Linked DNA regions of Homo sapiens: region 1 is linked to region 2. A link is an interaction called in ENCODE POLR2A ChIA-PET data of the cell type or tissue named here. Cell type or tissue: OCI-LY7. All regions are shown on one strand. Links, peaks and the distances in the headings refer to the core of each region. The heading gives the core; the rest is flanking DNA.

Evidence for each region. ChIA-PET counts read pairs that join two places held together with the same protein. Peaks named below come from ENCODE experiments on the same cell type or tissue, not always from the same donor. Only the 100,000 strongest peaks of a DNase experiment are listed, where the experiment ranks them.
Region 1: POLR2A ChIA-PET joins it to region 2 with 5 read pairs; 1 of 35 experiments calls an interaction of 5 or more read pairs at or near these places.

What each region holds. Positions count from the first base shown.
Region 1 is chr17:79,709,518-79,715,064 of GRCh38, reverse strand. It overlaps LINC02078 (long intergenic non-protein coding RNA 2078), which reads right to left. Exons shown (of 2, transcript NR_109783.1): 2 at 2,748-5,547. It also overlaps the pseudogene LOC124904133. Among named protein-coding and RNA genes, the nearest start is that of LINC02078, 5.0 kb to the right of the region's middle. RefSeq lists an enhancer at 3,377-3,926. In OCI-LY7, for the core only: no CTCF peak of the experiment used is centred there; a DNase peak (open chromatin) is centred at 2,524; H3K27ac peaks cover 1,206 bases.
Region 2 is chr17:78,570,311-78,574,310 of GRCh38, reverse strand. It overlaps DNAH17 (dynein axonemal heavy chain 17), which reads left to right. Exons shown (of 81, transcript NM_173628.4): 3 at 1,417-1,610; 4 at 2,529-2,721; 5 at 2,933-3,032; 6 at 3,278-3,363; 7 at 3,939-4,000. Among named protein-coding and RNA genes, the nearest start is that of DNAH17, 5.1 kb to the left of the region's middle. In OCI-LY7, for the core only: a CTCF peak has its summit at 122 (motif pointing right); DNase peaks (open chromatin) are centred at 140, 1,540 and 1,670; H3K27ac peaks cover 436 bases.

The DNA of each region.
Region 1 (5,547 bases), core at 699-4,698, 1.1 Mb before region 2:
GAGCAGGTGCCCTGTGACACCTGGTGCGTTGGAGGGTGGGGCTGAGCCCCGGTGAGCCAGGACCTGCCAAAAGATCAGGGGGAAGAGCATAGACCCCCCTCTACCAGCCCCGGAGCCCCACGAAGGAACATTCGGGCCGCCCCAGTTTGAGCCATGAGTTGTGTCCACGGCAGCCTCGCTTCCTTTGCTGGGCCTTGGCGGCGATAACGCCTGAATCTGTGCAGGTCTCAGGTGAGCCTTCTCCAGCTCAGCCTCTGTCACCTCATGGGTCGCCTCGGTTCCCGGGCATTGATTCAGCACCTGCTGAAGGGAAACCAGAGAGGCCAGTCCTTGCTCCTGAGGACTCAAGGGTCTGGATGTGGGTGGAAACCTACACCCCACAACGCTCCCAAACGATGAACGCAGCGCAGGGCCTAGGCTCACTCCCGGGATGTGGGGCACAGGGCCCGGAGCCCATCTGGATGAGAGAGCACCGTGCCCTCCATGGGCTGGAGGGACGGGGGGCCTTTGGTGGCCGGTGAAAGCGTTTTGCCAGCTGAGAATATTCTTTTTGCTGGCCGCGTCTAATCTGGTTTCTGGGGAAGATAAGAGGAGGCTACATCAGCAGATGCCTGTCACCGTGGACTAAGAGCTGGCTCAGGGAATCCAATTCCAGCTCAGAACCTGGGGCCCAAGGAGCCACTTGAGGCCATGTCTCTGTCTCTTTTTGGACTCGGGGACTCTGACCATGGTTGTGGACTCTCCCTAGAAAATATGCACACATAGCAATTTGCTGACCTGTCCTGGGAGCTCAAGGGAGGCCCAAGGCAGTGGGGCTGGGGGGCAGGGAGCAGAGAGGCAGGGCCGGGGCCAGGGGAAAGAGGAGAGGAGAGAGCACGGGGGTCCTGTCCCCTTGAGGCTGCCGTGCAGGGGCTGGCTGCATTCTGAGGCTGGAGGAACAGCTCTGCCTTGCAGAGAATTAGCACAGCCTGCCTGTCCGGCCGCTTCACTGTGGGTTGGCTCCCGTGCCATTGAGGATGGCGAAGGGGGAGGAAGGGTGGTGATGAGGGAGGGAGGGTCCTGATGTACCACCTGCTCCCAGATGGCCAAGGTGACCCTCCCCAGCGTCCCCGAGCTTCGCAGGCATGTAGGGGAGCCTCGGAGGGCACATCCGTTTGCTGTTTCTGCTGTTACACGTGACCACAAACTTAGCGGTTTAAAACAATGCAAATGTATTTATTTTTCCTCTTTTTTCCCCATGTAAGACAGGTAACGTGCCACTGTTCTAAAGACGTTTCACGTCCCACGCAAGAGTGTGAAAACCCCCTCATCACACATATCAGCCACAGAAGGATCAAAACAATGCCAATTTATTATTTTAGAGTTCTGGGGGTCAGAAGTCCCATGGGGCCGCGCTGGGCTAAAGCCAGGGTGTCAGCAGGGCTGGCTTCTTCTGGAGGCTGGGGGCAGATCCGTCTCCTGGCCTTTCCCGGCTTCTGAAGGCCACCGCGTTCTGGGCCTCAGTCCCAGGCTGGGGCGTCACCACACCCTCTGCTTTCGAGCCACGTCTGCTCTGACCCCCGCCTCTCTCTCACAGGGGCCCTTGTAATGCCATTGGGTTCACCTGCATGATCCTGGGGAGTCTCCCATCGCAGGACCCTCGGTCACACTGGCAATGTCCCTTTTGCCATGAAAAGTCACCCATTCACAGTCCCGGGATTAGGATGTGGGCCTTTTGGGGGGCACCATTCTGCCCACTGTGGAGGGTGTGTGGGAGCGACCAGACCTCAGGGGGGCTGTCATATTGACCTCATCCCCAGCACAAAGTCCAGGAGGGCTGGCGTGAGGTGTCCAGGATGCTGGAGCTTGGTGGGGGCTGCACAGGGACTCTGCTCAGGCACCCAGCCCCAGCGTGAGGGGCCCATGGCTGTGGGCGCAGCAGCCACAAGGGAGAAGCAATGGCCCCCTCGACTTTCCTTCCCTAAACTCGGATCCCCTGAAACAGAGAGGTGAGGCTCAGGGGTGAAGGGCAAGCAACTTCTGCAATAAGATTTCCATGATGCCTGATCATGTCTGTAAGAGAAAGGTTATGTCTTTCTTCATTTTTGTTTATTTTTTGAGACAGAGTCTTGCTCTGTCACCCAGGCTGGAGTGCAGTGGCTTGATCATAGCTCACTGCAGCCTCAACTTCCCAGCCTCAGGCAATCCTCTCTCCTAGGTCTCCCAAGTAGCTGGGACTACAGGCATGTGTCTTGGGAGGCAAATTTTTTTTTTTTTTTTAAGAGACGAGGGTCTCACCATGTTGCCCAGGCTGGTCTCGATCTCCTGGCCTCAAGCAATCCTCCTGCCTTGATATCCCAAAGTGCTGGGATTACAGGCATGAGCCACCATGCCTAGTCTCTTTTCAAAAAAAAAATTTTTTTTTTTTTTGAGTCACAGTTTCACTCTTGTTGCCCAGGCTGGAGTGCAATGGCACGGTCTTGATTCACTGCAACCTCCGCCTTCCGGGTTCAAGCAATTCTCCTGCTTCAGCCTCCTGAGTAGCCGGGATTATAGGCACCTGCCACCACATCCGGCTTATTTTGCATTTATTTTTATTTTTAGTAGAGATGTGGTTTTACCATGTTGGCCAGGCTGATCTTGAACTCCTGATCTCAGGTGATCTGCTCACCTCGGCCTCCCAAAGTGCTGGGATTACAGGCGTGAGCCACCGTGTCTGGCCTCAAAATTTTTTAATGTAAGTTTTCAAATAAACTCACACACGTGATCAGTGATCACCACACATACTTTATCGATAATCGCCACACTTGTTTCATGCATTGCTGTTGTCTTTCTCTTTGCTTTTCCCCTGTGGCTGAAGCACTTTCCATCCTGTAGCAAAAACGTTCTGAAATTTTCTTCCTATGAACTTCAGGTTGCAAGGCGCCAAGTACGGGAAACTCTGGAACACACTTGCGGTTCCCTTAGGGCAATGTTCAAATTAACAGTCATTCCTTGGCACCCGCTCAGGCCCCATCCAGAATCACATTCCCCTGATTGTTTGCTTACGTCCATCAGATGGAACACACAGGTTCCTAACAAGGCCCAAAGTTTAAGTTTTGTGGTGGCGCCTCTTGAACCTCTCTTACTCTAGATCAGGCGCCGCCCCCGACCCCCATTGCTCCTCCCACCACTTGTGATTTGTTGCAGAAACCAGATCAGCTGTCCTGCAAATGTGTGGCCTATCGCGCTGCTGTTTGCCTCTCTGTGGTGTCGCCTCGCCCCGTGTCTCCTGCAAATGGAAGCTGTGCCGCAGAAACGCCCTTAGATTCAGGCTCATCTTTCTTTGCCAGAAGCCTTCGTGGGCAGAGCTGTGAGAGCCACATGGAAGCACCTGTAATGCTAAGTGTGCCCTGTGGGTCCAGGTGGCCATCGCCCGGACCCACCCTCTGATGCTAAGTGTGCCCCGTGGGTCCAGGTGGCCATCGCCCGGGCCCACCCTGAGATGCTAAGTGTGCCCCGTGGGTCCAGGTGGCCACAGCCTGGGCCCACCCTGTGATGCTAAGTGTGCCCCGTGGGTCCAGGTGGTCATAGCCCGGATCCACCCTGTGATGCCCTAGTTTTGTCATTACTGATCTCATCCATGACCCTTGCGAGAAATACTTATGTCATGAGAGGTGGCAAAATCATGGTTTCTCTCATGATCTCATCTCCTTCACAATGAGTAGCTGAAATTGTTCTGTTAAAAACAACAACGACAAAAAAGGCTGGGCACGGTGGCTCACGCTTGTAATCCCAGAGCTTTTGTGGGCCAAGGTGAGAGAGGCCAGGAGCTTGAATCCAGCCTGGGCAACATGGCAAGACCCCATCTCTACAAAAAAATAAAACATTAGCCAGGTGTGGTGGTGCGCGCCCGTAGTCTCAGCTACTCGGGGGCTGAGGCAGAAGGATCCTTTGAGCCCAAGAGGTTAAGGCTGCAGTGAGCTGTGATTACACCACTGCACTTCAGCCTGGGCGATGGAGCGAGACCCTGTCTCTTAAATAAAACAACCAAACAGGCTGGGTGTGGTGGCTCACACCTGTAATCCCAGCACTTTGAGAGGCCGAGGTGGGTGGATCACCTGAGGTCGGGAGTTTGAGACCAGCCTGGCCAACATGGTGAAACCCCAACTCTACTAAAAATACAAAAAATTAGCAGGGCCTGGTTGCGGGCGCCTGTAATCCCAGCTACTCAGGAGTCTGAGGCAGGAGAATCACTTGAACCCAGGAGACAGAGGCTGCAGTGAGCCGAGGTTGTGCCATTGCACTCCAGCCTGGGCAATAGAGCAAGACTCCATCTCAAAAAAAAGAAACCAAACAAACAAAAACCAAAAATACTTGCTGTTGTCCACTAGAGTTATTGAGTTATCCTGAAATATAGTTTAAAAGGGAAATTCTTAATTCTTTTCTTTTAATTGACAATGTTCTGAATAGAGTTGGAGGCTTGTTTTTCCAGTGGATTACCGATGGGTTTTGGTTTGCTTTCTCTCTTTAAATCTATTTATAGCTTTTGTGTATTCATTGTGTATTCAGCAATCATACACAATGAGTACACAAAAAATCACACAACCAATACACAAAAGGTAAAAGTAGATTTAAAAAGTGAGACACCAAGGCTTGATTTTAGGCTCAATTTGTCCCCTCTTTGGCCAAAGATTTCTAATTTTTTTCCCCTCAAAACTGGTAGGCCAGGGTGCCAGGGTGCCGTCCCATCAGTGGTGGGAGGAAAGGGTAGTTGCCCCAGACAGTGGGTGAATGCCAGGGTGCCAGTGTCAGGGAGGGGAGGGGCTGGTGGGTGAATGCTAGGGTGCCAGTGTCAGGGACGGAGGGGCTGGTGGGTGAATGCCAGGGTGCCAGCATCAGGGAGGGGAGGGGCTGGTGGGTGAATGCCAGGGTGCCAGTGTCAGGGACGGAGGGGCTGGTGGGTGAATGCCAGGGTGCCAGCGTCAGGGAGGGGAGGGGCTGGTGGGTGAATGCCAGGGTGCCAGCATCAGGGAGGGGAGGGGCTGGTGGGTGAATGTCAGGGTGCCAGTGTCAGGGAGGGGAGGGGCTGGTGGGTGAATGCCAGGGTGCCAGCATCAGGGAGGGGAGGGGCTGGTGGGTGAATGCCAGGGTGCCAGCATCAGGGAGGGGAGGGGCTGGTGGGTGAATGCCAGGGTGCCAGCGTCAGGGACGGAGGGGCTGGTGGGTGAATGCCAGGGTGCCAGTGTCAGGGAGGGGAGGGGCTGGTGAGTGAATGCCAGGGTGCCAGCATCAGGGAGGGGAGGGGCTGGTGGGTGAATGCCAGGGTGCCAGCGTCAGGGACGGAGGGGCTTGTGGGTGAATGCCAGGGTGCCAGCATCAGGGAGGGGAGGGGCTGGTGGGTGAATGCCAGGGTGCCAGCATTAGGGAGGGGAGGGGCTGGTGGGTGAATGCCAGGGTGCCAGCGTCAGGGACGGAGGGGCTGGTGGGTGAATGCCAGAATGCCAGTGTCAGGGAGGGAGGGGCTTGTCGAAGAGAAACTTTCTTCAGGGCCATTGATTTCCCTGCCTTGTTTGAAGTGCCTGGATT
Region 2 (4,000 bases), core at 1-4,000:
GCCTGTTGCCCAGGCTGGTCTCAAGACTCCTGGGCTCAAGCGATCCTCCTGCCTCAACCTCCCAAACTGTTGGGATTATAGGCGTGAGCCATCATGCCCGGCCACAGACCTGCTGTCTAACAAGACCTCCAGGTGGTGCTCGTGCCCTTGAAGTCTGAGAAGCCCCGAGCATCCCCTTGTTCTCTCTGGACAGCATTGAGACTGCCATGCTGTGCCGGGTACGGTTGCTGCCCATGGCCTGGGAAGGTGGGGACTGAGTACTGGCAGATAGGTTTCTCCAATTTTGAGACTTTGACTTAAGAAAGGGGAAAAAATGGAGTGTCATTTTATGTGTCCCTCTGCTGTCCCCCTTGGCAGGTGCTGTGTAGGTGGGGGGGACACACTTTGGGGATTCGGACCTCCAGAATGGGGGTGCCTTATCCTTCCTGGTCATCACTCTTCTCATCTGCAGTACAGGGGCCTGTGTGCTTCGCTTGTACACCAGACATTTTCTCACAGTCCTGGAGGCTAGAGGTTGAAGTTGAAGGTGTCGGCGGGGTTGGTTTTCCCCAAGGCCTCTCTCCTTGACTTGCAGATGGACATCTTCTCCCTGGGTCCTCATGTGGTCGGCCTTCTGTGCATGTCTAATCTCCCCTCCTCGTAAGGACACCTGTCAGACTAGGGCCCACCCTAGTAATCTGATTTTAATTACTCACCTCTTTTTTTTTTTTTTTGACAGTATTTTTGCTCTGTTGTCCAGTCTGGAGGGCAATGGTGTGATCTCAGCTCACTGCAACCTCCACCTCCCAGGTTCAAATGATTCTCTTGCCTCAGCCTCCCAAATAGCTGGGATTATAGGCAGGTGCCACCATGCCTGGCTAATTTTTATATTTTCAGTAGAGACGAGGTTTCACCATGTTGGCCAGGCTGGTCTCAAACTCTTGACCTCAGGTGATGTACCTGCCTCGGCCTCCCTAAGTCCTAGGATTTACAGGTATGAGCTACCGCCCCCAGCCCTTACTCACCTCTTTAAAGACCCTATCTCCAAATAGTCACATTCTAAGGTGCTGGGAGTTAGGGCTTCAGCAGATGGATTTGGGGGACACAGTTTGACCCATCACAGTCCTCCTAGGCTTTTAGCAAGGAGTGTGTGCTATGGGTGCAAGAGCTTGGGGATGGCTTTGGTACCACCAGGACAGGGCAGCTGGTATAAACTCCATGACCGGCCACACCTCCTTCTGGAAGAAGGATCCAGTTTTCCCAGGGCTCCAGACACCAGGTCTTTGGAATCCCCCTGGGGACCTGGCTCTGTGCGGGACCCAGTTTTCCCAGGGCTCCAGACACCGGGTCTTTGGAACCCCCCGGGGACCTGGCTCTGTGCGGTTGCCGAGCTGGTGAAGGCACAGGGGGCGGAACCACAGAAGTGTTTCCTTTTAGGTCCTCTCTTCTCTGTTAAACCAAAGTGAGAACATGGCTGGATGGCCCCAGGTGGTCTCGGAAGACATCGTGAAGCAGGTCCACAGGCTGAAGAATGAAATGTTTGTGATGAGTGGCAAGATCAAAGGCAAAACCTTGCTGCCTATTCCGGAGCACCTGGGCAGCCTGGATGGCACGCTGGAGTCCATGGAGAGGTGTGTGGGCCCAGCTGCTTCCGGCTGCCGCTGGGTGGGGAAGAGGCACATGCTTGACCCCCACCCCCCACCCCACTCCACCCCACTCCGACCCGTTGTTTCCCTGCAGAGTGGCTTCACATGTTAAAGCCGGGGAAATGCAGGGCAAGGTGGTGCGTTAGGTGGTGCTGAGACTGAGGAAGTTGAAACCAGGGCAGGGAGGGAGCAGGCTCTGCAGCCCCTGGGGCTCTGGCACCTGCACCCCACACCCCCCGCTGGGTCACACATGTGTGCCGATCCAGTCACCACCCAGCAAGCAGAAGGTGTCCCACCTGTCAGCATGGCCAGGAAACAGGAGGCACAGCTTTAAGATGTGGGACAGGGTCAGTGAGTGGGAGTGGGAGGGACTCTCAGCAGGTACATGCAAGTCTGTGTAGAGGCTGCGGTGCCCCCAGAGGCCCTGGGAAGCCCAAGGGACTCCAAGGTGTCCCCTCGCACCTGCCTTGCCACAATTTGCAACCGCCCTGATATGTGAGACCCCCGTGACAATTAGTTCCGTATTTTGCCTCACGTGGGCAAGTCCTCCACTGATCATTCACAAAGCCCCAAGCACCATGTCCGGTGGTGACACCAGGGGAGCCATCTTGAATAGGGTTTAAATAGGGTTTACTTAATTCTCTCCCGCTTCCTTGGAGGTGAGCGCCTCCAGGCCCTGGTATCTCTGACCACGCCCATTATTTCCCTGGGCTCTCTTCCTAGCTGGGAGTCTTGGGAACTTCTTTAGCGTCCCCGAGGTGGCTGGAGGCACCAGGGACATGAGACCAGACGGTGCTGCTGCTGGTGGTTTGGGATTGGTGGGCAGAAGGATTCATGGGAGAGCTTGGTGGGACCCACGTGTGTGTCGCCATGAGAGCAATGCCCCAACCTTCCACTGGGCAGGATCCCCTCTTCACTGGACAACTTGCTCCTGCACGCCATTGAAACCACCATCATCGACTGGTCCCACCAGATCCGGGATGTGCTGAGCAAAGACTCAGCCCAGGCGCTGCTGGATGGGCTGCACCCCCTGCCCCAAGTGGAGTTCGAGTTCTGGGACACTCGGCTGCTGAACCTCAAGTGCATCCATGAACAGGTACGGCCTCCTCTCTCCTGTGGGGCTGCAGCCTCGTCCCAGCTGGGCGACCGGGCCGAGCTCTCCGCCTCCCAGTGCCAACCTCCCAGGAGTCCTGAGGGCTCTGATGACCTGCGTAAATTCTGCAGCTCCAGCCAGCCACAAGGTCAGGTTGGCCTCGCCTTAGGGTCTTCCAGGTCAATGAAAGGTGGATCTTCACTCCCCTTCTCAGCTAAACAGACCCAAAGTGAACAAGATTGTTGAGATCCTAGAGAAAGCCAAAAGCTGCTACTGGCCAGCCCTGCAAAACGTTTACACCAACGTCACTGAAGGTGAGCCTGTGACCCTGTCATGAGTTCTGCACGAAGCTGTTTGTGCCTCCTGGGAGGGCTGGGTCAGACTTGTCACCAACCCTAGGATGTTGGCCTCCCTCTGCGAGCAGCTTTCTCAGCCCCCTCCACTTGAGAAAGGCCCCATTTCCTGAAGGAGCAGGTCTCAGCACATGGAGCCGCACCCTCATCGTTTCTGAGCAATTTCTGCTCTCTTACCGGTGGGCACTTGTTCTTGTTCCGTGCAGGGCTGAAGGAAGCCAACGACATCGTGCTCTATTTGAAGCCCCTACGGATCCTGCTGGAGGAGATGGAACAAGCCGACTTCACGATGGTGCGCAGGCAAGGGAGAGCCGGCTTTGGTGGGGAGGGTCTTGTTTCTTTTCTTTTCTTTTCTTTTTTCTTTTTTTTTTTTTTTTTTTTTTGAGAGGGAGTCTCGCTCTGTCACCAGGCTAGAGTGCTGTGGCGCGATCTCGGCTCACTGCAACCTCCAACTCCCTGGTTCAAGGGATTCTCCTGCCTCTGCCTCCCGAGTAGCTGGGATTACAGGCATGTGCCACCATGCCCAGCTAATTTTTGTATTTTTAGTAGAGATGGGGTTTCATTATGTTGGCCAGGATGGTCTCGATCTCCTGACCTCATGATCCGCCCACCTCGGCCTCCCAAAGTGCTGGGATTACAGGCGTGAGCCACCACGCCCGGCCTGGGTCTTGTTTCTTCAAGGCATGTGGGGCCGTGGGTTTCTTGGCTGCCATCAGATGTGTGGGCCTAGGGAGTTGCCTCTCCCCTCCTCTTTGGGAACCCTCTGCTGGATACCCAGTGAGAGCCATGGGAAGGGAAGGGCTGGGACACCGGGATAAGGTGCAGCGGCCAGTCCCCTCCAGTGTGCCTGGGCCTGTCTCCCCCCAGCTCCCCACCTTCATTGCCAAGGTGCTGGACACCATCTGCTTCATCTGGGCCACCTCTGAGTA